Regions from separate parts of the Mus musculus genome. Here all the other regions are linked to region 3. A link is a loop called in an ENCODE intact Hi-C map of the cell type or tissue named here. Cell type or tissue: left cerebral cortex. All regions are shown on one strand. Links, peaks and the distances in the headings refer to the core of each region. The heading gives the core; the rest is flanking DNA. Region 1 overlaps Tmem178b (transmembrane protein 178B). Region 2 overlaps Tmem178b (transmembrane protein 178B). Region 3 has its middle 22 kb from the start of Agk. Region 4 overlaps Tmem178b (transmembrane protein 178B).

Evidence for each region. A loop is a pair of places that touch in the nucleus more often than their neighbours do. Peaks named below come from ENCODE experiments on the same cell type or tissue, not always from the same donor. Only the 100,000 strongest peaks of a DNase experiment are listed, where the experiment ranks them.
Region 1: it touches region 3 in a loop (4-fold over the local background); 13 of 42 quality-filtered maps call a loop at or near these places.
Region 2: it touches region 3 in a loop (2.1-fold over the local background); 3 of 42 quality-filtered maps call a loop at or near these places.
Region 4: it touches region 3 in a loop (2.7-fold over the local background); 3 of 42 quality-filtered maps call a loop at or near these places.

The regions. Positions count from the first base shown.
Region 1 is chr6:40,231,767-40,239,864 of GRCm38, reverse strand. The region is part of intron 3 of Tmem178b (transmembrane protein 178B); the gene reads right to left. Among named protein-coding and RNA genes, the nearest start is that of Agk, 90 kb to the left of the region's middle. In left cerebral cortex, for the core only: CTCF peaks have their summits at 2,824 (motif pointing right) and 3,605 (motif pointing left); DNase peaks (open chromatin) are centred at 2,804, 3,611, 5,252, 5,672 and 1 more place; H3K27ac peaks cover 1,702 bases.
Region 2 is chr6:40,057,810-40,065,907 of GRCm38, reverse strand. The region is part of intron 2 of Tmem178b (transmembrane protein 178B); the gene reads right to left. Among named protein-coding and RNA genes, the nearest start is that of Tmem178b, 190 kb to the right of the region's middle. In left cerebral cortex, for the core only: no CTCF peak of the experiment used is centred there; a DNase peak (open chromatin) is centred at 3,615; H3K27ac peaks cover 456 bases.
Region 3 is chr6:40,299,422-40,307,519 of GRCm38, reverse strand. No RefSeq gene overlaps it. Among named protein-coding and RNA genes, the nearest start is that of Agk, 22 kb to the left of the region's middle. In left cerebral cortex, for the core only: a CTCF peak has its summit at 3,929 (motif pointing right); DNase peaks (open chromatin) are centred at 3,940 and 4,960.
Region 4 is chr6:40,045,742-40,053,839 of GRCm38, reverse strand. The region is part of intron 2 of Tmem178b (transmembrane protein 178B); the gene reads right to left. Among named protein-coding and RNA genes, the nearest start is that of Tmem178b, 180 kb to the right of the region's middle. In left cerebral cortex, for the core only: a CTCF peak has its summit at 4,097 (motif pointing right); DNase peaks (open chromatin) are centred at 1,938, 3,806, 4,104, 4,676 and 1 more place; H3K27ac peaks cover 580 bases.

The DNA of each region.
Region 1 (8,098 bases), core at 1,490-6,489, 68 kb after region 3:
TGTTCCCACTGTCATGCCTGCCTGCTGCCAGGCTTCCCCACAGTGATGGTGATGGTCTCTTATCCCTCTCGGAACAGAAGCCCAAATAGAGCCTCCCTCCTCTAAGTTGCCTCCGTCATGGTGCTTGATCAAGCAATAGGAAGGTAACTAAGGCAGGATAGATTGGGTTTTTGATAATATTATGCACACACAGTACAGTATGAAGCACCATCCCACAGTGGGGTTAAGTTCAAATCCGACCTGCCTTTGGGTCATTCTGGACACTAGGAATCATGGATCGACCATGCGACGGAGAATCCTGAGATGGAGATGTAAACCAGGTCAGCACCTTCCATACTGAATCTCTGGCAGTGTCAGAGGTCACATAGGACTTCATAAAAACTTTAGAAAACAGAGGTATTCGTCCTCAGTGGCTTCACCATCCTCTTCACTAAACAAATGAAGGACTTTGGGAGACAAGCTGTGGGAGGGAAGATCCACACCGTGGGAGAAAGATGCCAGGACATACATGGGAGACCTCAGAAATGAGTCTGTATTCCACTTACTCTAAAGGAAAAACAGAGTATACTGCAGACTTTGTCCTTCAACTCCCTGTGAGCACTTAGTGAGAGGCAAGCCGGGAGTCAAGAAAGGCAATTGGGATTCCAATGGCAATCGAGTATTGGTTATAGCAAAACAGTGAAGGACAAAGTCCCCACCCTCAATGCACCCTTCCCTTTGGGGTGGAGCTCTCTCTGCACTGCTGATACCTAGTGCCTACAAGTGTAGCCTGCCGAATACAAATTCAGGCAGCAGCTGCAGAGGGTGAGGATGGGGTCTACATGGTTGCTAAGCAACATCAAGTCCTGGGGAAAGGAGTGGCTTTGCCATGGTGGGTGGGGTAGGGGTAGTTGCTGGGCAGTGGGCTTCATAGAACCAGAACAGCCAATCAACAACATTTGTTTGTCTTTTGTTTGGACCAATTACTGTACTAGATGTTGATGAGAGAAAAGGGAGAATAAGATATGACCCCTGCTCTAAAGGGTCTTTAATTAAAATGAAAGTAAAAAGCAACTTATGATGTAATGGAGATATAAGCCATGCATGAATGAAAAACCAAGAATAAAGCAAACATAACACCAGACAGGGGACTGAGGGAATTGGGCTTGTTGTCATCAGTTCTGAGCCTTTGGTTCCTTCTGAGAAATCAAAGAGCTGAAGCAGAGACTAAATGTTTCCTCTCTGGGGAACTTGGTGTAGCAGGGTCCAGTGGATTGTAAACACCCAGAGTGGAGTGGGTAGAGCAACTTCAATGTAGACGGTGGTACTGGATGAGGAGTGTTTCCGGGGGAAGCAGGGGGCAAGCCTGGTCAGGAACCCTGGTCCCGGGGCTTCATGTCTAATAGAGAGCAAAGTGCTAGATACCCAATACACCTCTCAGCTGTAAGGTGCTCAATGCTACCACCCAAGCCTGGGTTCCATGTTATATCAACTCCCATAATAGACCACTGGCATTTTGACTTCTACTTCTGCCCTATATAAGAACCAATGAAAACGTAAAACTAGCCAAATTATGTTATGTCTATCCTGTTAAAAAACCTTCAACAGCATCTAGCAATGCAACCTAGACTTCTTTTCTCCATGAGGAGAATCCCAAGTGGATTCTGTTCACCTACCAGAGTAATTGTCTGGCTTTGACCACACAGTCCTACATTTGAGCTATGCTAAAAAGTGTGCTGTGATTTTAAACTAGAGAAGCATGCTTCACAATTGGGCCCTTGCATGGGATTTGTTGCCCAAGATGGCCCTGAGTTTCTGGTTGTCAATTCATATGTCATCCAGAGAGACAGAAAGAGACAGAGACAGAGAGAGAGAGATCTCGTCCCTGTCTTCATGTAAGTAGCACCTGCTCTAATGGTTTTCAAATAGTTTCATGTGTAGATGTTTTTAGAACTGCCACTAGGAAAGAGGGGAGAAGCGTGAGAGACACCCAGACCTTTCTCCTCTGTTTGAGCAGAAGAGCTCTGCTTCGATCTGTTTCCATGACAAATTTCACTGGGAGAAAGCATTCCAAGACGAACGCCAGTTAAAGACCACCGACATGCTTTAGGTGTGCCGCCGCATGGGCCATCCTTGAGACAGCAAAGTCCAATGGCTGCTCTATTAATGACAAGCCCATACATTTGGCAGAAATGTCTCACAGTCTCAACCCTCCTGCCTGCTGGCCCTGCAAGAAGTCTCTGACTTCTCAACACAGTCTCTAGGCAGCCAGCCATAGCCAGTCAGTCCCAGCTGGTAGGAATGAGAAATAAAACCTAATTAGCCTCTTGGTGCCAGGATTCTTGCTGCTCCGGGCTCAGAGTTCAGGAGTCCAGTTAGAATCAGATATGGTGCCATTCCAAGAAGCTACGCTGAGAGTTTACACTAACAAGACCTGCTGGCATGCAGACGGTGCCAACCCGCAGACCCATACTGTCTGATGCCCCTATTTGTAAACTCTACCTGCAGGCAGGAAGCCACAGCCCAGGAGAGCAACTGGCGGTATGTCTGAGTGCTACCGTGGCTGACTCGCCCACAGCGCCTACTCCCTCTCTTGTCTATCTCAGAGTTCTTCCAGGAAGCACACATCTAACGCCACTTTGCAGCTACCCACCCTGTGCTGCATGCTCCTGTCTCTGAGCCCTGTCAATGCCTGGCTACCAAAAGGACAATCTAGTTCAGGGTTCAAAAACTGTTGATCTAAATGATGCCCTTTAGTCCAATAAGGGCAAAGGAGGATATGGGAGGGGGCGAGTTGCCTGCGTGTTTGTCTATGCACCAAGTATATGCAGTTCCCACAGCAGCCAGAAGAGGGCACAAGATCTCCCAGGACTGGAGTTACAGAAGGTTCTGAGCTGCCAAGTGGATGCTGGGGGATCGAACATCAGTCCTCTGGAAGAATTTCCTGCCCAAATTCCCAACTCCTGTTCTTACTTCAAATCCGTTTCCCCCTTCACCTCCTTCCCATTACTACCATCTCCAGTTAATGTTTCTGGCTGCCTTATCTAGAATCGGGCTTTCTCTCTCGCTAGCTGACAGCCTCCTCCTGTTTAGATACCTCTGGGTTTCCAAGCTGCCCTGAAGCCAGATGTTCGTGTGCTTTCCTAGCTATTTCCTGCAGTCTTCCCAGGTGTGTCAGCTTTCACTTGTTTTCACCTTGCAGGTTCCTGCTTTCCCTCTTGGACTACATCACACACTCTGGCAACAAACTGCTCTTCTCTGGCCAGAAATTGCCCTAATACATGACTGAGCTCTCCCATCCCAGGAACATGGCATGTTCCTCTGGGAAAACAGAGAGCTCAGTGCTACTCCTACACTATCGTGCGCACATTTTCACCCAAAACTCAACTGCTGGAAAGGGAATCCCTAAACTAGTATGTAAGTATATTTAAAGGTGGAGCTGCAGGAAGAGTAATTAGAATCAGATAAGTGGCGTTCTCGTGAAAAGAAGAGGCTGGAGAGATGGCGCAGCAGCTAAGAGCACCTGGTTACTCTTCTAGCAGACTGGTGTTCAATGCCCAGCATCCAGCATCCACGGCAGCTCAGAACTTTCTGTAACTCCAGTCCCAGATCTGGTGCCCTCTTGTGGTCGCTGTGGGAACTGCAAATACTTGGTGCACAGACATAGAAAGCAGGCAAAATCCTCCTACACACAGATATAAAATGTCTAAAAACAATTTTTAAAAAGAAAGAGGAAAAGTAAGTTGAATAAGCAGCTTTGCTCTGGCCAGATGATGTCTTCCACCCTGCTGTGATGCAGAAAAGGGAGGCCTCACCAAAGGCTGGTGCCACAGTTTTGGACTTGGCAGCCTCCTGAATCATGAGTCAAATAAGCACTCAGTTTGAGGAAGTTATACGTTTCACTTTACAGCGTACGCACATCTGGAGAAATGCATCATTATGCAATAGTAGCTGCAAGAATACCACGAAAGTGTATGGGAACAGGAGAAAGGAATTTCTCAGTTTCAGTCTGATCTTTTAGCTTCAGTGTCATGCACCTGGCCTATTGCTGACTACAAAATCAATATGAAGCTGCATTAGTTAACATTCCTCGTTGCTATAGAAGGATGTCTGGCAAAAACAACCTAAGGAAGGTAGGTTTTACTTGGGCTTATAGTTTTGACACCCAGTTCATCATAGCAGGGTAGGCATGGTAGAAGGTATATAAGGCAGCTAGGCTTACTATAGTCTTAGTCAAGAAGGGGGAGGGGGAGAAAGATACTGGTGTCCATCTGGCTTTTAATCCAGTCAAGAATCCCAGTTCAGGGGCTGGCGAAATGGCTCAGCGGGTAAGAGCACTACTGACTGCTCTCCCAAAGGTCCTGAGTTCAAATCCCAGCAACCACGTGGTGGCTCACAAACACCCGTAAAATGTATAATAATAAATAAATCTTTAAAAAAAAAAAACCCAGTCCATAGAAAAATGGTGCCAACATTTCCAGTGTGGCCAACTGTCCCAGATGTCCTAGGAGTTATAGGATGGAGTACCTAGGGTGTGAGACTTTCTGTACCAACACCAAGAAGCCCTAAGCAGACTGACTAGCCACACTTTCTACTGAAATTTTCAGGGTAGTGTTATCTACTCTGGAGGCAAGAGGCAGACCGTAGTGACTGCATCATGGAAGTACCATGCCTCAGTCAGGACAACACGGAAACACAGATCTGTGGAATGTGTTGCCAATGTTAAGAAATTCCCATCTGGAGACTGCATTGTTTTGGAACAGGTATCTCTTTTGTTGCCCTGAAATGTTACCAAGAGCACTTAGCCAGCAGCCCAATAATACTTCCATCTCATCCCGGTACCGCGGGATAAGACCATGGTCAGTAAGCATGATATAACATTTTTCAAGCTGGCAGGCACAACCATAGTGTTAACTCCTCACTCAGGCCACTTCTGAACATGAATTGTAGGTGCATAAGGCCAACAAAATGGTGTCGCCTCTGTGTTAGCTGCTGTTAGCCTACAGAGCAAAGGGAGGGGATCACATGTGGTCCCACACCCCTTAAGGATGCTCAGAGAAGCCATGGCAGTAATGCCACAGCAATGGACCCTGTGGAGAAATAGCATCAAAATGTAGGCCTTGGGCTAGGCAACAGGAATGCTCTTACTAATTCAAGAAGCCATCTCCTAGGAAACCGAGGCCCAGGGTTCTTACAAGAATCCAGATCAGTTACATATTGTGTACACAGGCATTTCCCCAAATATCTATTTCTTGTGTGACCAAGATGTGCCCAAAACCTCACTGGCATGTAATTTCTCCAGCTTTCTAGAGCTAAAGATCCATCTGTGTGACATTTTTCTGCTCCCAGGAATGAGGGATGACGTCTTTGTGTCCCCAGCCCTGGCCTGTTTCCCTTGTTCCTGTGAGGGAGAAGGCCTCTGCTGCTGCAGAAATGCCCTTGTAGGCATGCAGGATGGGGTGCCTGAGAGGCAGCCTGTTCCCTAAGATCACCCCTCAGTCCCCATTTGATCTTTAAAACTTTAGAGGTGCAAATCAGCAAAGGGGGGGGGGAGGGAGGATCCCTCCTCCAGCACTGAGCATTCATTCCGGGAAGCTGAGGAACACTGGATCCCTCCTTGCCTGAGATTAAACGCCCCAGCAGCATTCAGCTCTCGAGAACACTTTTATAGCTATGCTCAGACCTGCAAGGAATATAAATTACGGTTGAATTATACACCATTGCATCATCAGCCATCAACAGGCAGGTCACAGGGTTTTACATCAAAGGTGCCTTTGGGACTTGCTGGGATGAGGCAAGAGATGTTGGACGTGTTTGGGAAGGGAGCGTGCGGCAAGGAGAGGAGACCTGCGTTGCCTCTTCTGCAAGCCGTGAAAATCGTCCAGGCTGAGACACTGCCAGGAGCAGAACCCAGAAACACCCAGGACAGGATTTCTCTTTTTATTCCCGAGGCTATATCTTTATATTACAAGGCTGTTCTGTATCCCAGCATGTTTATGCTACAGTAGTGCAGCATTCCAAGTCAAGCAGCTATAATAACTGGGTCATTCATAGACTGGCATCAATTCTAGAGAGAATAGAGTTGGCCACTTGTTTTGATTTTTTGTTTTGTTTTGTTTTGTTTTTCGAGACAGGGTTTCTCTGTGGAGTCCTGGCTGTCCTGGAACTCACTCTGTAGACCAGGCTGTCCTCGAACTCAGAAATCCACCTGCCTCTGCCTCCCAAGGACTGGGATTAAAGGTGTGTGCCATCACTACCTGGCTAAAAATTTTTATTTGATGTATATACATGTTTTTTTCCTGCATGTATGCACGTATATACCATGTGTGCTGGGACTGGCAGAGCCCAAATTGCAAATCAGATTTTCTGTAACTGAAATTATAGGTGTTTGTGGGCTGCCACATGGGTGCTGGGAACCGAACCTAGATAATCTGCAGGGGCAGTAAGCACTTTTAACTGCTAATCTGTTTCTCCAGGTCCCACGTGGCTTTGAAAAAATATTTTGTTTGTATAACTGGCCCATCCAGACTGCCTCTGCACACACACACACACACACACACACACACACACACACTCACACACATGTGCGTGCACCAAAAATGCCTGTTTCTAGACTTGATGGCCATCCCATAGCTAGGACAGACACAAAATGTACCCATTTGAAAGGATCACTGGTTGGAGTGCTGAGTTCCTTGTAACCCCCTCTCACCTGTGTTGCCTGTGCTCATACCTGCCCAAATACATAGATGCTGTTACAAACTCGCTGGCCCTGGTGGCACTTACACTAAAGTCACCCTTTAAGCACTTGTGAAAACATCTAGCGGGGTGATCAAAGGTAGAGGGATGAGCTGAGCATTTCCTTACAATGAGAAATGGCCAAGGTCGAAGGGTCGTTGCCAGGATTCAGACCTTTCCATCTGCTACCCAGAGTCCCTGAAGTTACATCCTAAGGGGCTTTTCCTCCAGTGCACCTTACACAAGATAACCCACAGTTCTTCTGAACCCCAAAAGCTTCCACTATCTCAAACAGGCAACTCAACAACCACCTAGAAGCTGCCTCTGGGTTTAGTTTGTGTCCAGCTGGATTGAGGTTTTCGAGGGCCAGGTAGTGGAGGTGTGTCCTGGATTATACACAAGGGGGTTTCAACCTATGGAGTTTTCATTTCATATATTTCTATATTTTACTTTTTTAATGTAGATCTTGAAACTTAAGAGGAAAATGAAATGGATATGTACCTGATCCACCTAGTCTCTGGAATGCCACTTAAACCATGATTTTATTGCAGAGGTGTTTGTGAATCTCCATCTGTTGGAGTTTCTCTCCTCTCTCCTCTCTTCTCTCTCCTCTCTTCTCTCTCCTCTCTCCTCTCTCCTCTCTCCTCTCTCCTCTCTCTCCTCTCTCTCCTCTCTCTCTTCTCTCTCCTCTCTCTCTTCTCTCTCCTCTCTCTCTTCTCTCTCCTCTCTCTCCTCTCTCTCCTCTCTCTCCTCTCTCTCCTCTCTCTCCTCTCTTCTCTCTCTCCTCTCTCCTCTCTCTCCTCTCTCCTCTCTCTCTCTCTCTCTCTCTCTCTCTCTCTCTGTGTGTGTGTTGTGCATGCAGGAACTCACACACCCATGCCTGAACTATACCTACTTGTGATTCAATTGGTACCTTGGGTTTCAGGAAGCATTTTTTTTAGTTTTTCAGAAATTCTGCATCAGAATAATACCTTCTCCGCAGGATTATTTTGAAGAGCGATAATAATACATGTGAAAAAGCTTAGAGAAGTTAAAATTGCTTTCTATATGTAAGGTATAATATTAGAAATGGAAAGCCTTTAGTGAGGCGGGAGGAAAATGGTTCTTGAGGGCAGGCAGGAACTGCAGCGGCTGTTTCTATCTGTCAGCAAGTTCATTCTCTGTGGCCTCAGCCCAGGGTAAATGCCAACCCAGAGCAACTGCTCTCAACAGAAACCAGGGGAACTATACTCAGGGCACTAGATTCTGTGCTTATTTCCAAATCAGGGACCCTAAACTCCACTGACTTTCTTGGAAAAGAATTTGTCTTTGAATCCCTATGGGTCACCATCTCTTGAGGGGTCACGGGTCAACACTGGGTCCGGTGAAGTGTGACTTATCAGTG
Region 2 (8,098 bases), core at 1,512-6,511, 240 kb after region 3:
TCTCCTGACTCTTAAAACCTATACATTTAAGCCAGTTTAAAAAGAAACAGCTAACAATAATGGCAATAAAGTGGTGATTTGAAAAATAATAAAGCTAAAAAACACTGATTTAAGAAGTTTGGTTTGGAATTTTGGTCTTTGAGTTTTGAAACAGGGTCTCCTCACATAGCCTAGGTTGGTCTAGACATATGTAGCCCAGGTTTGCCATAAATTCAAGATCCTCCTTAGCCTCCAGGGTGCTAGGATTATAGACACCCATAACACCCATCTTAATAATGTAAGTTTAAAGGCTGCGCAGTGTCAGAAGACTACAAGGAAACTGAACATCTCCAGCTCTAGAGATGATCAAACTCCCACATCATCTGGCATGCTGACGACCAACAGTGAGTGCAACCACCTGGGAGGAGTTGCTTCTTTACTGTAACTGGCTCCTTCACTGTGAAGATTACCCATGGAAAACTGCCTGACCCAATGCCCAGGTCACCCAGCCTAGGAGCGGCAGCAAGAGCAGTGAGAGCCTTATGCAGTGTAGCTGAATGAATGTGGATCCAGCTCACCATAGCAGTTCTCCTGCACAGCCATTGTTTTGTCTTCAGTAAGTCAATAACTGCCTTTTTGTTTTCAATAACCATTTTTTTCAATTCCTGCCATTAGCCCCCTCTTGGTTTAACACATGGGGTGGTTTAGGGACACTCGCAATAAGCTCGCCCATGCTCAAGACAAGGATCTCTATATGTTTTCTTTCCTTAAAACAAGAAAGATTTATTTTTATGTGTTTGAGTGTTTTCCTATATGTATGTGTGCACATCACATGCATTTCTGCAGAAGCCAGAAGAAGGTGTTGGATATCTTAGAACTAGAGTTATAGATGGTTTTGTGAGCTGCCATGTAGGTATGGGAATTGAACCCAGGTCTTCTGCAAGAGCACCCAATGCTCTTAACTACTAAGCCATCTCTCCAGCACCTGGTCTTAGATATTTTCCAGTGTTAATATCATTAGGGCCCCACAGAAAATTTTCTGGAAAGAAATAGAAATCTCTCAGACAATTATCTTTACTATATGACATGCCAAAAGCAGAAGGTTTAAACAAAAGTACGTGGACTGGAGATGGTGGCTCAGCAATTAAGAACACTGGCTACTTTTCTAAAGATCCTGAATTCAATTCCCAGCAACCACATGGTGGCTCACCACCATCTGTAATGGGATTTAATTTCCCATTCTAATATGCATACATACACACATACACACACACACACACACACACACACACACACACACACACACATATGTCAGCCAGAAGAAAAACAAATAGCAATGTAGAATGTATCCAAGAGAAAGTGCACCCCCTCACTACAAGAATCAGGGTGGGAAACTTAGAGAGGGAAATCTGAATTGCGAGTTCCATATACCACTGGTGTATGGCAAAGGGCCAAGCAGCCAGATCTCACCCTGCCTAGAGCACATTGTCTGAAATGGTGAAGACAGGGGCAAAAAAAAGCACACAACAAGAGGAGTCGATTGGTTTACTTTTATAGCTGAGGAGCACCTGGGAGGTATGGTCAAAGTATTATCTGCCTCTTGCTGTTAACCAGCTAATGGCCAAGGCACTCAGGAATGAACTAAGCCCAAGCCTGGATCTTGGGTCATGCCAACTCTGCCCATGCCCAGTTGTCATCCTTGAACCAGTTTGGTGACCAGTTAGGCTCCATGTTCCTTAGTAACAAAACAAGCACACTGACAGCCCCTCCCTTGTAAACTGTAAGGGTTGGATGAGCTCATTCTTGGAGTATACATACCACAGGGTCAGGTGCCATCCAAGTGTGCAATACTCCACACCTGTAATTAGAATGATGTTATTTGGGGCTGTTATTAGATGGCTCAGCCGTTAGGAACACCAGCTGCTCTTCCAGAGATCCTGAGTTCAATTCCCAGCAACCACATGGTGGCTCACAACCATCTATAATGGGATCTGATGCCCTCTTCTGATGTGTCTGAAGACATTGACAGTATACCCATATACATAAACTAAATTTAAAAAGAGAGAGAGAGAGTGATGTTTTATGTCCTTCTTCATCTCTGTGCAGGTGGGAGGAAGAACAAACTCTGAGATGGTCTGAAAATCTGCTGTCTACTCTTCCCACATTGTCAAACTTACACTGACTTCACATACTAGGCTATGCCTTGATTACAATTCTATATGCCTTTGGGTTTACATTCACAAGTAAGTTTGAATTTCACTAGCATGTCTCTCCAGGGACTCATACTGAGTCAATACCTCTTATCCGATAAGGCCTAAATTGGTGTTGTAAACTACCATTTGGACTCTGTAACAGAATTGCTAATGGGGTAATAATTAACAAATTCCCTAATTATTCTCCTCTCTTCCAGATTTATCAGGCATTGCATCTTAGGAGTTGTCTTTTACCTTCAGGAATGTGGGGGTGAAAGTAATGGGCAAAGTGGATAAAAAAGTAGAGCCCCCGAGCACTACAGACAAGTTGTTTAATTCTACAATTTGCTCTTCGCGGTTGAATGAGATCGCAGCTCCTTCCTTGCCATGCTCTCGTCAACCAAAGCCATCCGAGCCTCCCATCCATGGCGGAACTTTTAAAATTATTCAGTTTAAGGGTAAGGCTGAAAGGGCCTCACAATTAGCACACCTAGGGGGTTACTTTTAAGATACCAAACAGTCTCCTTTGAATGTTCTGGTGTTTCTCTGGCCACTCTACCCGAGTCGACCACCATGTCCCATGTTTTCTTGTACTTCTAAATACCTCCATTTTCCTTATGATAAGGTCTTGCTCTGTCACTCAGACTGGCCTTGAACTCACAATTCAGCCTTTTCTGCCTTCACAGTGTTGGCGTGGTAGATGTATGCCACTAAATCCAGCTTAAAGGACTCTTCTGATAGTTCTTCACACCCAGCCGCCCCCGCCTCCCCAGCATTGCCGTCATCACAAACAAACGGGTCCCCTTATCAACGCTAAGCCTCTTCCAATGCAGTTTCTATTCCACCAGCAAAGGGGTCATTCTAAGAAAGCAAAGCCCGTCCCACTGCCCTAAACCCTAACATCCTGTGTGTTTTCACCTACTAAACTCTGAGACAATGCCATGCATACCCAACTCTACTCTTGATTTACCCCCACCAGGTTTCCCCACTCCATTTTCTATGACTATCTCACGCTCTCATTCAGCATGCCTGAATTTGTGCATGCGCAGTTTCCTTTGCCATGAGCACTACGATCCCTTTACCTGCTGAAGAATTCAGACCCATTGTCGAAGCCTCAACTCCAGAGTCATTCCCAAGCACACAGCGGTCATGGAAGCCATCATGGGATCCATTACATCTCGGGGGGTGGGGGGACGGCATTTGTGCTCTTGGGCATGGGGACCACACCCCACTACACTTTGTGGTCCGCCATCAAGCATTGCAGTTCTGGGCCCCTTGAAGGTAGCTGGGGCTTGTTAGCTGCTCCATATTCAACCAGAGACTTGATAAATGACGATTAGAGAAGATCGACAAGTATTCCTTCCCTAAGATATTTTTAAGCCCTGGAGAAGAAAAGATGGCAAAACACATGTCTGCTCACGTGAGTGGCACTCTGCAAGGCTTTCAGGAAGCGAGAGAACCTGTGGGTCTAACTGATGGCATCAGAAGAACAAGCCTGTCCCTGAGGCGCTATTTAAATTCCACTCCGTGATTTTCTTTTTAATTCATTTTTATTCCAGGTGCAGCCCTGCAGCTATTTTAAACCCGAGACTTAAAATAAAGTAATACTAATAGCTGGAGTTATCACAGGCTCCTGCAGTAACAGTGCACCTTGAATCTGGTGGGGTGTGTGTGTGTGTGTGTGTGTGTGTGAGGGAGCCATACACAGAGCTTTGACAAACTGCAGTATCCCTTTCCTTTTCCTGGGAGAAGGTGGAGAGCGAACAAAACAGGGGCTCCATCATCAAAAGATTGTGCTTCCCTAAGCAAAAGCATTCACTCCTCCATGCCCTGAAATAGTTCACTTTGTACATTTAACTGTTCCTTTTCAAGATGTGCAGTCTGAAGGGAGGTTGGGCGGGTGGGGAGGGGAGATGAGACTGCTGGGCAGGAGAGCAGAAAGCACCAAGCTGGACGTACTTTGCCCCAGGACAGCCAGCTGACAAACTGTGAGTCACCTGAGGCCCAAGGGACTGGTGTGCCAATGCAAAATCCAGGTCCCATCCAGACCCCCAGGGCCTGAAAGAAAGAAGTGCCCTTTGAGTGCATGACTGGGGGAAAGAGACTCTTGGCTCAGGAAAACCCGCCTAGGAAATGGAGCACTGTGATGCCCAGGGGCACAGGCTGCCCCTGACCTGTTTGTGTCAGCAAGAGCCCAGCTTGTTTCTTTCAACTCATTAATGAAACAAAGTCATGCTTTAATTACTGGCCTGAGCCAGTAGGGAGTCCACAGTATTAATGGAGCAACAGACAGAGACCAGCTCCAAGCTGGAATGCTGGCATCCATTGCTTGCCTTCCTTGTTCTTAGAAGGGTATTGACCTCTCCCATGTGGGCTGGGGAACCCTTTCTCCTCTTGTCCCTTACAAACAGACAGCACACATCTGAAAGGCCAACCAGCACTGTCTCCTCTGAATGCAGGCAAGGATGTAAAAGGAAGGAGGGTTATTGGTAATCAGAACCTAGCCCCTAGGATGGAAAGACTATGGCAAAGTGGTGAGCAGGCCCCAGCCCCGCCTCCTGAGATGAGCTTGTGAAAACCAAGTTCTCCCAAGTTGAGTCTCTGCTACATACAACCGAGGGCCTTGGGCATTAGGTCAGGGCCTGACCTAAGTGAGCATGGAGTCTATCTGAAGGTTTTGGCTTTGAGCATCCAAGAAAGGAATCAGATGAGAGATGAGAGCAAAGCCATCAAGGTTGCATGGGAAGGCCCCAGAGGCTTCAGAAATGGCTATTCAGGAAGAGACACCATACTACTTACTCACAGCTGGCTTCCTCAGAAGCAGCCTGGGAGATTTTCAGCTGGGAGATGGATTGTGGGTACACTAACAATGCAGTACTGCAGTGAGGCTCAGTGCAGCCTCCCCTTCCCTAGAGCTTGTCAGACACTGCCTTTGTGGGCATTTCCGTCTACACAGGAGGAAAGTGGCCAGTTCTCTCTTGACTCCCCATGGTATTCTAAGGTATACTCCGTAGGCTCCCGTTTACAATCTATAGCAGCCTTTCGGTCAGAAAAGGAATCTCACATTGTTTCCCAAGTTCTAAGTTTGCACAGGCCTTCAAATTCTGACAGACAACAGCTAGCCACTCCTCCCACGAGTGACACCAGTTTTAAAAAATACAGTTCAACCCATTACCACCCCACTATTATTGAGCATCCTCATAAAGAAGAAAGCCGGAAGCCACCTGAAAGATACGATCACAGAATGAAGGGTTCTAGGCTACTGTTTCCAATTCTCCTCCTGCTTTGCTTTCCCCTCTCTTTGGTTTGGACCAAGGGAAATTTCTTCACCAGCCATGTTCAACATGCCTCACAACAGACAAGTGGCCTTGCACTTAGATGGGAGCTTCCTAGAATTCCTAGGATGGGAGAGGGCAGAGGAAACTTTAGCTGTCAAGGAACAGTTCTGAGATACTCACACTTTAGATATTCTCGGACCAGACTGTGCTGAGGCAGGAGCCCAGCCTACAGTGATGTTATCACAATCTACAAGACCATGACATGCCCATAAGTTTACTTGCATCTGGTTTTATTTCATTCTCATCAAAGTCTGTTATATAGATGAGGAAGTTAACATTTTGGATCACTCTCAGTCTAGAAGTCATAAAGAGTTTTCCTTCTTGAGGGCCTGTGATGGTTGGCTTTAATATACTTAACATAGCCTAGAAGCACAGGGAAGACAGTCTCAATCAGGTATTTTCTACATTGAGCTGCCCAGTGTGGAGTTGTCTTGATTATGTTAATTGATATGGAAGACGCCATCCACAGTAGGTAGCACCAAGTCCTAAGCAGGCAGTCCTAAACTGGGTGAGAATAGAAAAACTGAGCTAAGCACAAGCAAGCAAATAAGCTTGCATGCATCCATTTCTCTCTGCTAATGATTATGGATATGAGTAGCTACTTCAGGCTCCTGCTACTGTGACTCTCTTTATATGATGGACTATAAACCTGGAACTATAAACCAAACCCTTTCTCTCCTACGTTGCTTCTTGTCAGGGTAATTCATCACAGCAACAGAAATGAAACTTGGACAGGGTCCATCCCTCATCCGGCCTCTTGTTGGTGTCCAATTTCCAGCCCTTTCCAGCTATGTGACTGTTCCCAAATTCTCTGGGCTCACTGGATTGTTCATTATGTTTCTACAAGGACATCAAGCATTTAAATCCCCAACATACTTCCCAGTACCCATGCTTCACAGCACTTGAGCGATCTCAGTGGATGAACAGTTCTTTGTCCCACATATTTTTCAGATTCTGCACTTCCCTGGTCATGCCTCTTGAGAGGTCCCGAGGTCTTTTAAAGTGCCTTCCAGAGTGTCACACTCAGAATTGTGTGCCAACCAGGTGCCAAGGCCCCTTTGACATGCCCTGGCTACCCAGCCTTCATCCTGAAGCTTGAAATTGCTTGTGTTTGTTTGGAGGAAGTCATTTAACACTGCCAAATTCTATGAGGTGGAAGTCAAGGAAGTTCTTAGATGTTCCAAACTCTCAGTCTGTTGATTGGTCCCTTAAACCTAAGAACAACTGTGGTGTTTTAGTTCTATCTTATTATATATTGTTAGCCTAAAGAGTCGGTTTCTTCTTTCCAGCCCATTTCTTCTCTTACCTGAATCACCCTATCTTCCTACCTTGTCTTTCCAAGCATATTATAAGGTGTTTAAGATTACATAGTACAGATTTTTGCATTAAAAATCAATGTAATTGGTTAACGACGAATATTTCCGTGCATACTTAATAAGCATGTGTTGGGTCATCCAGCTTTTTTTTTTTAATCATAATATCCCCTTGCTCAAGGCATGCAACTACTAAAGATTCATGACAATATTCCCAGGGCCACTGCCTGAAGACTTGCACCCACTGTCTTTCCTACCCACAAATCAAAGCCCTAAGTCTTACTTGTCTCCATAAAGTTTACTAAATGTCCACAAGGCCACTTCTGACCTCCCTGTGTAGCCTTTCATCATAACATCTGCCTCTTCACACTGGCCTGCTTCCATGAGTCTGCATACTCCACATATAAGACAATATCCAGAGTCCCTCAGGGAGTATTCATGCAATCAAAACAGACAAAGAGTCATTGATTACTTCAAAATAGTAATCTTACTCAAAAGATTTGTCAGGGAACATATTTCTATAAAGGACCATCTTAGTATCTTTGAAATGGGGTTTGATTGGTGAACATTCAACTGTCCATTGTAGAAAGAGAAGGCTCTGACCATCAAAGACGAACAAAGATGTCCCCTGCAGCAATGCTCTGGCACACATGAGCCCATGGTGCTCAGGAGCACTTTGCCATTGACTGAATGACAATGAACTCTATACAACCCATAACTATATAAGAAGTGCTCTGCCTGGGTTTTATATATCATGGTTTTCCCATGAACCTTATAATGAAGAAACTATATATCTAGAAGAGACCTTGACAGTGTTATTCACGTCATAGGCAAGGAAAATTAAGCTCAGCAGAGAGGCTCACAGCTACAAATGTGTCTCAACTCACAATGTATCAATTCCAAACACTTTATTTTACATTGAAAATATTCTAAGTCGAAAATGCATTTAAATACCTAGGCCACTAAACATCACAGTTTAACCTAGAACATTTTAAGTGTTCAGAACCTGTTAGCCCACAAGCAATCATCTAACACAGGGTCTATTTTATAACGAAGTGTTGAATAGTTGATGCAATTTATTGAATACTGTGATGCATGTGATAAACAGAATAGTTATGTGGCATGACTCTGCACAGTCACCAAGCTGAAAACAAATCACATTGAATCACTCAAAGGTGGGTCCTATTTGGCAAAACCAACTTGAACACCCTTTTGTGGGGGCTGAAGGTATCACCCCACCTTCCTTTATAAGGCTCAAAAGATTCTCACAGATTCT
Region 3 (8,098 bases), core at 1,237-6,236:
CAATGTTAAAGTGTTTAGGTCCTATATTAAGTCTATCTCTGTTCTTTACTTTTAGAAATATTATAAATGGTGTTATTTTTGTTTTCAATTTCTAGTTTCTTGTTGCTAGAATATAAAAAAACATTTTTATATTCACTTTGGGCCCTATAATATTACTAAGCTGAATTAGAATTTACAACATTTTTGTTGTTGGGTGAATTCTCTGTGTATACAATCAAGTCATTTGCGTGAGAGTGATACTGGGGACAGAAAAGAAGCCTGATGTTAGAGTCCCAGAAGATGAGCTTTAGCCACATGTAGTCTTAGAGCCCAGCGGTACTACAGTGAGAAAGAAAGTTCCTCAGCATGGCCACACTGGGAGGGAAGGAGGGACCAGCTTCCTAAGCCCCATCCTGGAGGGACTGGCTTCCTAAGCCCCATCCTGGAGGGACTGGCTTCCTAAGCCCCATCCTGGAGGGACTGGCTTCCTAAGCCCCATCCTGGAGGGACCAGCTTCCTAAGCCCCATCCTGGATGGACCGGCTTCCTAAGCCCCATCCTGGAGGGACCGGCTTCCTAAGCCCTGCCCTGGAGTCACTGAGAAGACTTAGAGGATTCTATAGAGAAAATACAACAAGGGAAACAAAATTATGCCTAGTCAAGACTCTGTGATCATATTGCTCACTCACTCATTATTTCCTCCGATCCCATGAGGCCCTGTTGGTGTCTTTTGTCTGCAGATGCCAGAGGGACCAATTCCATTCTCATTATAAGAGGATCTGTCTACTCTACAAGCTTCACAGTTGCAGGAACCTGAGATAGCTGAGGAGAAGTGACTCAGACAGAGATCATGCAAGAGGGACAAAATGGAGTCAGCTGGGATAGTAACTGGCCTCCCTCTGTGTCCTTGTCCTGTAAGGGTGACACAGAGGGAGCCCAGTCACTATCCCAGCTGTGCCCTTACCCTTACAGAATCTCTCCTTACTGAGGCACATCTACCACTTATAATCTTAATGCACGTATCTATTTTCACTTCTCTATCTCACCATGACAATATTAAGTAGAATTGGTAAGAGCGACTATTGTTGTCTAGTTCTTGATATAAGAATAAAAGCACCCAGAATTTTACCACTGAGTGAGCCTAACAATGCACTATTCAGAGATGCTCTTCATGTTCAGTAAGTCATCTATATCTTCTAATTTTGAAGTGATTATGAATTGTTGTTCATCCCCTCCCCACCCCCACCTGTGTTTCCTATGCCAGGCTTAGGACTGGAATGTTAATCAAAGCATCATAGGCTGTCATCTATTCCTGATGAAAAGCATGTGAGCACAATGCCTTGGGTTCAGTACTCAGCACTACCACTAGCCTGTATACACACACAGATACACACACACACCTACCTACACACACAGACACACACACACACCTACACACACACATCTACATACACACACACCTACACACACACACATCTACATATACACACACACCTACCTACAGACACAGACACACACACACCTACATACATACATACACACACACACCTACACACACACATCTACATATACACACACACCTACCTACAGACACACACACACACCTACATACACACACACACACACACACACACACATCTACATACACACACACATACCTACTCATACACAGATAACTACACAGAGACACACAGACATACAGATACACACACACACACACACACACACACACACACCTTTACTGAGCTCATGCTGGTTCTGGTAGCACTAAAGTCCAAACAATTTCTTACTAATAGCACCAGCATCTTGTGATAGGCCCCTGTGGCTGAATCACAACATGGCAGAGAAATGGAAGAGAAAAGAGTTCCTGGCAGAAAAGGCATGTGTGTGAGCAAGGAAGCAAGGTGATGCTGAGGTGCTAGGCTCCCTTTTAAACAACTTGATTCCATGGGAACTAATTCACTCCTTGCAGAAATTTAACTCATTCCTGAAAGGCAGCATTAATATATTTATGAGGGTAGAAACACATACTTAATTACCTTGATTTTAGCCCTGCCTCTGAAAGAGTTCCCCACCACACCACCACTAAGCTGTGGTACCAAGATTTAAGCCATATTCCAATGACAGAGCACTGACTCCACTGGCTTAGGGTGGATGACACAGGGAAACACAACTGACAAGTCTGCTGTGCTCTCACACACTCTTAGGTACCATTCCTTCCAAATCTCATTGTAAGCATCTTGAATTGTCCAGTTCAAGGCTGCTTAGTCCAGCAACAAAGCCTCAGAGCCCACAGAACTATTTTGGCAAGTGTGTGGAAGTCTTACTTCAGAAGATTGTATGTTTGTTCAATTAACACTCCACCTTTCAGAGTCTGCACCTCTCCAGTAAGACTCCAGCACACTACCTTGTAGGCCAGCATTCTTTGCAGTATTTTTTTTTTTTATAGAGGACTATTTCAGAGGAAAGTTAGCACACACACACACACACACACACACACACACACACACACACACACACCAGTAATTGCAGCAGCATAACTACCACCACCAGCAGCAACAGCAATAATTTCATGAGCTTGAGGACCATGAGACTAAATCCATGCTTTCTTTTAGAACTCAGTGTAAGTCTGCTATGCAGGTGAGCATGGTGAATTTGCAAAAGGAAGTCTGGTACAGTATATAGTGTTCTATGTACTGTTAAAATTGAGAGTAATACAGACACATTGACTGTATTGGACTGATGCAGTACAATAAAAATACTACTAGACTTTAAGACAGGAAACATAGATTTAATTTTCAGCTTCTTCCTTTAATGTACAACCCTGAGGGTGCCATTTAAAATTCCTGAGTCTGTTTCTTCATCGGTATAAACATAACATTCCAATTAAACAAATCAGTAGATGTCAAATCACCTAGTCTGCATCTGTAGCCAAATAAATACAAGTTCCCCCTTTTAATTCCAAGCCAGATGTTTGTTAAAGTAGATTTTGAATATCCTTTATTAATAGTACAATTAACATAATTATAATCCACTAGCAATCACTCACCAAAATTAAAAATATATGGGGGGGCCAGAGAGATGTCTCAGCAGTTAAGAACACTTACTGCTCTTGCAGAGGACCCAGGTCCAGATCCCAGCACCCATATAGAGCTCACAATCATCTGCCACTCTGACCTCTGAGGGATCCTGCATGCATGCATACATGCCTTCAGCACACAAGCATTCACATCAGATAAAAATTTAAAAAATTTTTTCAAAAAAAGATATAGAAGTGGAGATAAACTTCTGCAGGAAATAAAGAAGACAAGAGTCACCATTATAGATATTTTATGTATGCTTAACAAGTATAATAAACTTCCCTTCACATTATAGGAACTGTCTGAAGGACAGTGACCCAAACCTTCGGAAGAACAGTTTCTGGATTCAGACTAGAATAAAGCTGACTGACCCATCCTTAGACTATCAAAGCCATTTTGGCAAAGCCCAACAACTCTGCAAGGGAAAGGGCTTCTCTGAAGTAGTACTGCCAAAAAGCCAAAGACACTTCACGAAGTTGGGGCTCCTGTCTAATTTACTGGACATTTGGCCTTGGCCATTTCATGAAGGCTTATATTCTGGGTCAGATTCTCTTTCCGACTTCTCGGCTCTTCATTGCCTTTGCATAGATTGAACGTTTGATCTTGGCCTCGCTGTCCAAAATTGCTCATGTCCAAAATTCCACAACGATTTGTACACATATAAAATCCTGCTGCTAATTGTGCGTGTAATTGCTGAGATTAAGTTGTGTGACTTCAAATTCTCTGACATTAATCCTAAAGCTCTCGATTTGTTCATTACCACAGAGTCTCTTATCTTGCACCTTAAGAGGAAAGCTTTAATCCTTGCAGCTTTAAACCAAGACATTTGGGTTCCCTCTGTGAAGCAGCCCGATTGAGAAGCATATCACGAGGTGGCGCTAAAGATCCGGCAGTAGTAGATGACTAGAGGACAGACTGCCCAAGTATTTTCCTGTGTTAACCAGCACCAGTCTAGTTTTGTTGCAGGAGATCTTGGGGAAAGGTTTGGATTGAGTCTGATGCAAACAGTCCTTCTACAAGAGCTCAGCACCTAGTTAAACATAGCTTGAGCTTTGCAGCAGCAGCTCCAACTTCTTTACAAGATCTGTGACCCATTATTCTGCCCACTCATCCGTTTCCCTCATTCCCTGAATATGGGGACCTAGCTTTTCTTCTTCACTCACTTATGTGGGTATCTGCAGGATGGAATTTTGTGGCGTCCATACAGTCAAGAGATACAGGACTTTAATTATTATTATTTTTCTTAACCTCTGATTAGTAGGAAGCTCAGATATCATGGAGTAGGGGGTGTGCTCAGGCCCTGTACTTGGGAAACAGGCAGCTGGCCTGTGCTTCAATAAGAAGACATTAGGAGAATGTTGTGACTCTTGTATTCATGGCCAATCCACAATCTATCTTCTACAAATGCATACTATCTGCATCCATAATCCACCGTCTATAAATACACACTATTTGTAACCACAGTCAACTCTCTACCAATACACACTATCTGTATCCACAATCCACCCTCTATCAATACGCTCTATCTGCATCCATGATCCATCGTTTGTCCATACACTCTATCTGTATCCATGATTCATCTTCTACCAATACACACTATCTGCATCTACAATCTATCTTCTACCAATACTCACTATCTGCATCCACAATCCATCTTCTACCAATATACACTATCTTCAAGAAGCCTTGTGCTGTCTCTGTCCATTCCTTCACACCAAGGTTCCCCTTTACCCTAGTTTTATCTCTGACACAGTTCTTGGACATTTCTTTTAATCTAATTCTAAGGCAATAGAGTCTTTGGTTATTTTTTCCAAGCAAAATCTTTTGTGAATGCATTTCTAAATTGGAATGTTAATCAGCAACAAAATGAAATGAATGGGAGTTGAGGAGGTGGCTTCGTCAGTGCTTGTCATGTGTTTCAGTTGGGGTTGCTGTTGCTGTGATAGAACACCATGATGAAATCAACTTGGGAAGAAATGGCTATGCTTCAACATCACAGTTCATCATCAAAGGAAGTCAGGACAGGAACTCAAGCAGGGCAGGAACCTGGAGGCAGGAGCCGAGGGTGAGACCATGGAGGGATGTTGCTTACTGCCCTGTTCATCATGGTTACCTCAACCTGCTTTCTTATAGGACCCAGAACCATCAGCCCAGGGATGGCATCACCTGAAATGGGCTGGAATACGCCCCCCCCCCAACACACACACAACAATCATTAATTAAGAAAATGCTCCACAGGCTTGCCTATAATGTGATCTTATGGAGGCATTTCTCCATCATGTTTCCCTCTTCTCAGATGACTGTAGCTTGTGTCAAATTGACATAAAACTAGCCAGCGCACCATGCAAGCATGAGACCTAACTTTGGGTCCCAAGCACCCATGTAAAAAAACTGAGCATGTTGGTGTGCACCTCCAATTCTAGTGCTGAAGATGTAGAGACAGGAGACTATCTGGAGCTTGATGGCCAGCTATCGTTGATGAGTCAGTGAGTTCCCGGTGCAGTGAGAAATGCTGACTCAGAAAGGAAGATGGAGAGTGATAGAAAGGATCCAAGGATCCACCATCCACCTCTGGCCTCCACAGGTGCTTAGACACATATGTGCAAATACACACACACACACACACACACACACGCATGTATGCATGCATACATGCACACATATGCACACACACATGAACATGTAGACATGCATGTATGCATACACACACATATGCAATGCATTGTGCATGCACACATGCACATGCCCATACATGCATATACATGCATGCACGCACACATACAAACACAGTCACACATACATGCAAACTGGCATGTATGAATGCATGCACACATTGAAGTAACACCAGAGACTGTTTTTCTTTTTCTTTATCGAGCTAGCAATAAAGAGGCAAGGGGAATATTAAATGGGTATTCTAAATGAAGTAGTCAATCTGAAAAGGCTCCATTTTGCATGATTCTATTTGACATTCTGAAAAAAGAAGACTATGGAGACAGTATGGTAAGATGATCAGTGAAAGAAGAGGAGATAAGTGAAAGACAGGGGGTTTCTAGGGCAGTGAACTATTCTGTATGTTACAGATTTACCAAAACCCATGGCAACTACAACGCAAAGAACGAGCCCTGCTGTAAACTATGGGCTTTGGGCAACAAAAGTATGTCAACCCTGGCAGACAATTACAACAAACTGATGCAAGAAGTTACCAATGGGGGAACTGGTGAGTTGATAGATAGGTGTTCTCAGTATATTTTTGCCTTATATTATGGTAAATATAAAACTGATAAAAATAGACTAACTACCCAAACAACACTACCAACAGGGGTCCAAGCTGAGCCCATGGGGGACATTTCTCACTCCTCATAAGCGACCACAACTCACAAAGTAAGAGCAGCACACCCAGACACACACATGTGAGGAGAAGATGCCTTGTCACGAGGAAGCAGACACTGAAGTCATGTTTCTACAAACTGAGAAAGGCCAAGAAAGCTTGAAGGGGTGTGGCCCTGCTGGAAGCCTTGGCTTTGCCTTCTAGCCTATAGCACTTCAACGGAAGTTCCTACTGTTAGCCACACATCTGTGGTTTCTTAGGGCAACAGGGTGGAGAGATACAGTCCTCATCTTACCACACTCTCACTCGGGAGACCATAGCAATCCCCGTATTTAAGAACCAATTACCAATAGCCTATACTGTAAAGCCATGTTAGGCAAACTGGTTCAATGCAGCCCACTTAGCAAAGAAACCAGATCTTACTTTTTTCACACTCACTTCTCCATGTCCAGAAATCAGACTCTGTTTTCCCTTATTCTATAGATGATGGTGTTGGAGAGGGGAATGTGTGGTTTCAATGGCCACAAAAACAAGGAGAAAAGCAAGTTAACTTCTTGTGTTTGAGTCTCTGGAGACCATGATACAGACTTCCAGGGCTTTCCACAGACCTTTTCTAAATGTTTATGCTTTGGCCTTATGTGCTGACTTATAGATTAACCCTAAGGTCAGATGAGTCTCTCAAATATCCCTAGGCCCCCTGCTATGCTGTGTGTATTTTCACTTGGACTTGGATGTGAATGTCTTATATAAGGCATCTTCTCACATGTCTCCTACACTGTTCTAAAACTATCTCTTGGGACTAGAGGGATAGCTCAGTGGTTAAGAGCACTGGCTGTTCTTCCAGAGGATCGGGGTTCAATTCCCAGCACCCACATGTCAGACCACCACCATCTTTAACTCCAGTTCCAGGTATCTGATTCCCTTACTGGTTTCCATGGGTACCAAATACAATCATGCAGGCAAAACACCCATGCACACAGAATAAAAACTTGGAAAAAGAAAAAGCAGTCTCTGATATTTCCTCTCTATTCAGTTTCTCCCTATGTTTAGTGCTACAATAGCGACATAGACATTGTGTTTCCCCTCAGGGGAGTTCACTGGAAATAGCCTCATAGTGATCTCTACTCGCATTTGCCTCCATAGTATCTATTCACCATATAACAGCAGGTGTGATCTTGGTATGCTGCACAATATACTAAAAATACCTCCTCAAAGCCCTTAGAGTTATCCCTGGGACCCTTACTGGGCTTGCAAGCTCTGGAGCCCTCTCCTGGCCTGCTCTCCTACTGGGTGCTGTGTCACCCTCCCTCTGACGTCCTGCTATCCAGTCCTCTTGGCTTTTGTTCCTTCCGCGTATGTCTGACTCTTTCCTAAGGAATTCAGTAGGTCGATGGGAGCAGAGGCAAATGGGTGGTTCCTAAAGATACTTGGAAAAGATGGAACCTTGTCTCAAAATGTACTTTTTCCTAAGCATGGGACACCGTTTAGAAGATAGGGAGGAGAGTAGACACAGAGAGAAGAGATGGTGAAAAGAACACAACAGGACCTATTCTCCTGGTGACAAGACTGGGCCAGTGGAGGGAAGGCCCCTCGATGGCCATCCCTAACTGATTTAAGCACACACTCCCTCGGCTTTGGTGTCAAATGCTGAGATCCTTTTACTTAATTTGAAGTTCCACTTTTACTTATATGAGAGATAAGATATGGGGATG
Region 4 (8,098 bases), core at 987-5,986, 250 kb after region 3:
CATCTCCCCAGCTCCCCAGCTCCAGAACCTTCTGTTCTGACAAGAGACATTCTTACCAAGGACATGGTGGCATCAGAATCACAGGCAACAAGAGCTCTGGCTTTGGTTTCTAGAAGGCTTGTCAAGAGAATTTATCCTCATTTGCACCGTTTTGATTAAGCTTCAACTTGAATCGTGCAGTGTTTTTGAAAAAATCCCTTATTTTGACTAGAAATGAAACTTCAACTGAGTTTGGCAACAATCTCAACCCAAAAAATTGTTCAGAGTAGCAGAGCAATTCCTGAGGACACTTGACAAACAACAGTGATGTTAAAAGATGGATAAGTGGTACTGTTGCCACACTACATGAGTCTTTAGGCTCAAGAGAGAAAAAAAATCTCTTGGATCTTCTTTCTAAGCCTGTATCCTAACAACCAGAGCATAGGAGTTGAATCTGGTGTTCCTGGATCTATGGGCTGATGTGAGTGTATCTGGGCTAGAAGCAGGCGCTGCCCAAGCTGTTCCTACAGATAGAGGAGGCTGAAGCAAGGGCTTCTTGACGTCTTTACTCCCGTAGACTCTAAGGCTACATGATTCACAGAACGTCAAGCCCCAGCCCACACTAAGCAAAAGGCATAAAGTCATCTATATCTAAAGGAATCTGTCTAGGAATGCCATAAATGTCTAGTCAGTTGCTGTGTTTCACATTGGTCACAAATGAGAAAGACAAGCCATTTAATTCTGCAGCTCCGTATAAACAGAGAAGCTTGGGAGACTGGATAGAAATGGGGTAAATGCATTGTACTTCCTTATACGGGACAGCGTTGGTTTTCAGGGTGAATGTGGAGAATCCTTGCTAAAGTAGTTGCTAAGTCTGGAAGCTGGCTAGATCTGAGGGGGAGATGGTAGTCAGTCTGGCACCTCTTTCATTCCCAATTACAGGGTGGGAAATAGGGGCTCAGAGCATGAGCAGGCCCCATGGAGAAGCTTGATCCAGTCAGCAATACACCATGAATTAAATATAAGGATATCCCAAATGCCAAAGCTAGAGTGTAGTGGGAGTGCCAGCAAAGCCTGAGGCACAGAAGGCCCAGCTATGGGCTCTGTAACTGCTCCAAGCAGCTCTGCATATGAGCTTGGCTCTTAGCTTGATGCTTCCTTCACGTCAGGACATCAACAGGTTGCCTACTTCAAGGACTGTGCCTTGAAGATGCTGGCTGAAGCCAAGGACAACTTTTTAAAGTCATCTTTTAAATAACAAAGGAAATATCCAAATAACATATCAGAGGTTCAGGCTTACCATTGTGTCCATCATGGTGACTGGAAGCAGATTTGAAAAGATACTGAAGTCAGGGAGGCCTAGGTGTGAATCCTGGTTTTGCTATCTGCAATCCTTTGGGGTTTTGTTGGCCTGATCTAAAGCTAAAATCTTTCGATGTATAGAGTTCAGCTAAGAGTACCAACCCCATTAGTGATATTCATACAATTAAATGTGATGATGGTGGTGAATAATTCAAGACTGCCTGTCACAGAGAAGGACTCTACAGACAGCAGTCTATTATTTAAGATTATAATAACCATTACTATTGATATGTTCAAAAACATAATCCACTTCATCCCGTGTCCTTTGATAACTCTAATGCCTAAATGAATGTATGCAAAAGAAAAAAAAACTTTATTAGCTTCAGAGGAAGTTATTTCTAATCTAACATACCCTGCCTTTTTGGCAAAACCAGCTCCAGTCTTGAAGGTTAAGAGATATTTATCCTTGATTTAACACCCACGTGACAGACAAAATGAAAGGATAAAATCACAACCTAAAATAGTACTTCATTTACCCATAAACCTACTGGCTTTCATGCCTCCTGCTCCATTCATCCACAATCCTCAAGTGTACTTCCTCACAGAAGGCCCCCTTCCTTTGCCAACTACAGCTTTTCCCCCCACCTCCCCCATTGTGGTTCTCTCACCTCCGCCATAACCAACTGTCTCACACACAGCTCCAGAACACCTCAGCTTAACTGAAGATGTCTGCAGTTGGCAAAGGAGTCTCAAAGAAGAAAGACACAGACAATCAGAGAGAAGCTGTATGATAAAGAATCAACCTCTCCCAGGATGAGAGGACACATCTATGCCCAAGAAGGAGACCCTTCATGGGAATGCCTCTGCATTCTGAGGACCTTGGGTCATACCCATTGATTTAGAGTCGGAACTTTAGATATTGTCCTGTCAGATCAAGCTCTAAAAGGGCTAGAGACTAGGATAACGCTTGCCTATAGGACAGAGTCCCCCTCCTGACACAAAAGGGAAAAAAAGATACCAAGGGACATGCAGGCCTCTCTCATTGGCATTACTCTCTATGTATGTCATGGTATACTGATGCTGTGACAGGGTGGCTTTCTATTCCTCCAAAAGGGAAGAAACTAAAGGCTCCTAGAGGCTCCAAATTTAGAATCTCCTGAGCTCTTCTCGATGTATCTCACACCTGGAGAGAGTTTTTTCTATATTCTTCAGCTGTAATAAACTAAAACCATGAGTATATTAGACTTAAGTCATGCTGTGAGCCTTTCAAGGGAATTATGGAAAATAATAGTGATTCCTGGGGAGGCTTGATCTTGCTGCTGCTGTCTGGGGTCTGTTCCTCTCGCACTACAGAAGCCACTGAGAGACCCTGCTGATGGTCTCCATTATGCACTAAGTGTCCAGGACCCTGAATTACCACATCCTTGGCTCATGTCCTGCCATCACAGGTGAGCCCTAAAGCCTAAACATTACCCTACACCCACTCGTCTTAGTGGTGTCACAACAGCTGGCACTACAAATGAATGTATTCAGATGGAACTTCTCTCACCCCAGCCTTTTAATATCCTTCCACCTCTAAAGGTAACACAGGGAAGGCCCTGCCTCCAGGTCACTCAGGTGTTTTTAAGCCTTGCATAATCACAGGGTAGTAGTGAAGAAGGGCTATCATGGGCTATCACGTGGGAGATTGTTCCTGGGAAACTGCTAGTATGTCCATGGGTCTCACTTGCCTGAACAACGTGATAGTCCCATTCTACTTAGCCTGAACCTCAATCCCAGGAATAGCATTATGCAGACAGGAGGACAAGGGAAAAGAGGAGCCAAAGGTCAGTAAGAAGGCCGTGATAGTGTCCAGGTTCTTCTGGAATTGTGTTCCTTTGAGGACATTCTTCCCCAGGATCATCAGCCCCCTCTAAACACACACACACACACACACACACACACACACACACACACACAGAGAGAGAGAGAGAGAGAGAGAGAGAGAGAGAGAGAGAGAGAGAGAGAGAGAAAGCGCACTCCCTTTCCCCTACTATTTGCAGCGGTTCCATGTTACCAATAACTAGAAAGCCAAGAGATACATTCTTAAGTCAAAAAGAGGGCGGCGGGGGGGGGGGGGGGACAGGAAGAACAAACATCAGCATTTGAATATCAATGAAAACAGAAAATCCCCCCCCCAAAAAAATCATGAAGAAAGAAAAATGTATTTAGGTGGCAATGAGCAGTGTGAACCGATGCTGGCTGGATGCTGTATTAGATCTGAACTAGCCACACATCTTTCTTTGTTAACCTTGCATCCCAAACAACTGCCCAAGAATGCCAAATAGGATGGAGGGAACACACTGGACCACATATGCTGAAAATGAAGAAGTTTCAGGGCTATATCAGTCACTTAAGCCTAATATTTGGATTTCCTTTAAATTGCATTGTCGTCCACGGCTATTCAGGCTGAGTTGCTTAGACAGTAAATTCCAGTTCTAGCTGCCATTTCACATTATGCTAATGTATGTGAGAAGCTGTCTCCCTGGATACCGCAGCAAATTGCTAGCTGAATCATAGAAATGCTGTCAACTTTTTTTTTCAAGTTTTCCTTTTTTTTTTTTTTTTTTGCTTTGCCATTGTGTGTAGTCAAGAGAAACCAAGAGAGACAGGGAGAGATGTTTCCCCCCCATTGGATTGATTTTTGCTTCTTGAAGAAAAAGCTATAGATTCCTCTAGTATTTCTAAAGCAATCACATGCATGCCTCCATTTTATTTGAAGTCATTTCTTTGCCCAAATGTCTGTGTCGGTTTCAGAAAATCAGCACCAAGAGCCAGCAGAGGGAGAAAGAGAGCACCTGATGTGATTTCTCTACAGTATCTACTTAAAACCAGAGCCGAGCATGTGGGCATTTGCTGAACCCCAAGAGAAGTATGCAAATCCAATGGATTCACTAGGTGAGACTGTTTGTTTTTCTCTGCGTGTGTGTTTTTAAGGTGGCTTGAAGCTCTGGTGTCGGTACAAAACAGCCTTTGGCTTGCAAACTGATTCCAGTTTGGGTATTACTACCCTCTCTCCTTGGACGACCCCTGTGCTGGGTATGGTTCCTTTGTCTGTACAGTAGGGGAGGGAAATGGATGCACTCGGAGCTAGCTCCCTTGAGGTTCCCGCAGCCTAAGTCTCTAAGGCTCTCCTCCAGCTTCTGCAGCATGTGAGACTAAAGACAACAATACCTTAAGTTGGAATCAGAGGCTAAAAGCCTACTGCGGTTTCTTCCAGGTTTAAAGGGCTAAAATTCTGTGAAGGTTGCCGCTCAAAACAGGCCATTTCTGCTGTTAGGTTGACAGAAGAGAGAAGAGTAGAAAGGCAGGTTGTACACTGAGCCTGCATCTCCAGCACTCGTGTCTGCTCTGGGTATGGTAGGAATTGGAGAACCTGGCAGAGAGCCTAGGACAGGTCAGGAGCTCCCCTCACTATGAAAGTCATGATGGCAATCACATTCATTCCCGGCTCCCAGGCACTTTTTCAGTTTGAGATGTGCCACCCCCACCCCACATCCTAATGTATTAGCTGCAGAGCCCTGTATGACTGGCCATGCCTGTGCTTGGGATTTCCATCCATATCCATCCATAGGTCTCTGTCTAGGCTGACCTATTTCCCACCACCAGAAGTTCTACCAACACACCATCTGCCACTTTCCCTGCAAACAATGGCTCTGACTTCTACCTGTTAAGTCTTAACACTCACCTAGAATTCCAGCAGGGCATTAGGACGCAATCAAGAGCCCGAACCTGTGGTGCTGCCCAGTTTACAGCCGCAGGGAAAAGCAGGACTGTGGCCTAACAAGACCAAACATAACCTTGCCTCCCCTCCTAGAACGGTTGACACTGATTGCCAACTTGACAGGTTCTAGAATCGCCTAGGAGGAGACAAGTTCTGGGCATGTTTGTGAAGGCATTTGTAGATTGAGCTCATTGAGCCCCACAATGAGTGTGGACAGCCCCTGCCCTAGGGCAGGAATATTAGAATAGAAAGGAGACCCCGGCATAGTGTCACAAGAGACAGCTACATCTGGGTCCTTTCAATAAAATCTTGCTAGTGTATGCAATGGTGTCAGCGTTTGGATGCTGATTATGGGGTGGATCCCTGGATATGGCAGTCTCTACATGGTCCATCCTTTCATCTCAGCTCCAAACTTTGTCTCAGTAACTCCTTCCATGGGTGTTTTGTTCCCAATTCTAAGGAGGGGCATAGTGTCCACACTTCAGTCTTCATTCTTCTTGAGTTTCATGTGTTTAGCAAATTGTATCTTATATCTTGGGTATCCTAGGTTTGGGGCTAATATCCACTTATCAGTGAGTGCATATTGTGTGAGTTCCTTTGTGAATGTGTTACCTCACTCAGGATGATGCCCTCCAGGTCCATCCATTTGGCTAGGAATTTCATAAATTCATTCTTTTTAATAGCTGAGTAGTACTCCATTGTGTAGATGTACCACATTTTCTGTATCCATTCCTCTGTTGAGGGGCATCTGGGTTCTTTCCAGCTTCTGCCTATTATAAATAAGGCTGCTATGAACATAGTGGAGCATGTGTCCTTCTTACCAGTTGGGGCATCTTCTGGATATATGCCCAGGAGAGGTATTGCTGGATCCTCCGGTAGTACTATGTCCAATTTTCTGAGGAACCGCCAGACTGATTTCCAGAGTGGTTGTACAAGCTTGCAATCCCACCAACAATGGAGGAGCGTTCCTCTTTCTCCACATCCACGCCAGCATCTGCTGTCTCCTGAATTTTTGATCTTAGCCATTCTGACTGGTGTGAGGTGGAATCTCAGGGTTGTTTTGATTTGCATTTCCCTGATGATTAAGGATGTTGAACATTTTTTCAGGTGCTTCTCTGCCATTCGGTATTCCTCAGGTGAGAATTCTTTGTTCAGGTCTGAGCCCCATTTTTAATGGGGTTATTTGATTTTCTGAAGTCCACCTTCTTGAGTTCTTTATATATGTTGGATATTAGTCCCCTATCCGGGGCCTAGCAAACACAGAAGTGGATGCTCACAGTCAGCTAATGGATGGATCACAGGGCTCCCAATGGAGGAGCTAGAGAAAGTAGCCAAGGAGCTAAAGGGATCTGCAACCCTATAGATGGAACAACATTATGAACTAACCAGTACCCCGGAGCTCTTGACTCTAGCTGCATATGTATCAAAAGATGGCCTAGTCGGCCATCACTGGAAAGAGAGGCCCATTGGACACGCAAACTTTATATGCCCCAGTACAGGGGAACGCCAGGGCCAAAGAGAGGGAGTGGGTGGGTAGGGGAGTGGGGGTGGGTGGGTATGGGGGACTTTTGGTATAGCATTGGAAATGTAAATGATCTAAATACCTAATAAAAAATGGAAAAAAAAAAAAGAAAGGAGAAAGTGAGCTGAGCACTGGGACCTTCTCTCTGCTTCTTGACTGTGCTGCTGATGCTGGGCACTCCACTGCATCACTGCTGCGCCTTGCTTTCCCTGCCGAGAGGCTTCCCATCTTCTTCAACTGTGAGCCCAAGCAACTCCTTCCTTCCTCAGGGATTTTGTGAAAGCAACGGGTGAAGTAATTAAAACACCTCCCCCTTTGAAACAAGGCATAAAGATTAAACGTTTGAAACGTGTGCCATTTGCGCTGGAGCTGTGCTTGAGCGGTAGAACATATGCCTAGTGTGGGCACAGCCCTAGGCTTGGTCTCTAGCCCTGACAAATAAAACACAACTCCATGTCATAAGCAAAATAGTTATTTTTAAAAATAGATTTGTTCCATCCACTTATCACTACAAGCAATGGGATCATTAAATATGGGTTTCGTTGTAAAATCAAGAATATACTAGATTTGAGAATTCATAATTCTTTTCAACGGCTAAGGCTGAGCTAGGGTTAGCATTTATCTTATTACAAAATGGCCTTCTTTTAAGTTTAATAAATCCAAAAGCTTTCTTCCCATAAAGCTTATATGATCTTTTATTAAATGTTTTAAGCTTAGTATCTACAAGACTTTTGTAATTGTTCAATAGAAAGTCTCTCCTAAGAATGAAGTTACATCTGTAGGGCTACCTCAATGTGGTACCATTTAGGTGTAAAAGTTTTTGAAGAGTTGGGATTTAATATTTATTTAAAATTAAGTATTTTATAAATTTCATGGTCTATTATTAACTATTTAATTTGAAAATAATGCCGTTTAATATTATTTATTGCCTACTCAAGTCTTCAGCCCAACTCTTTAAGCAAAATGGCTATTTCTAGAGGATTACATGACATTTATTTTGCCATGGCCTAGATGGAGCCTAAGGAGCCTGCCTGCTTCCTGTGGCTAAAGGAGAAAGATGGAGATCTGAGTCAAAGGGACACAAACATAGAAAGGCAGGGCCATTTCCAGGCCAACAGTAAATGCTCTCAAATAATGACTTAAATAATGCTCTCAAAGTAGCTCAGCAAATGCTCTCCTGACAATGACTTGAGAGGAAATTTGTCAAAAACAGCCAACACAATACTATAAGGCATCAACTGAAGACATACAACAAATCAAAAACGTTTATCAAAGAACAGTAACAGGAAGCCGAGACCTAGTCTGGAAATGTGTCTCTCTGCGCCTCATGATCCAAAGATGCACTAGCTCTGCTAAAGGAGGATGCCCAAGAGTGATCAGCTTTGCTGATGAGAGCAGCAGACTTGATTGTGAAGACAGTGGAAATCCATTTATGTACACTACACACACACACACACACACACATACATAAGGTCTTGGGAACAAATATATAAAGAAGTTGGATATCTAAAGTATACCAAGACTGTTATCTT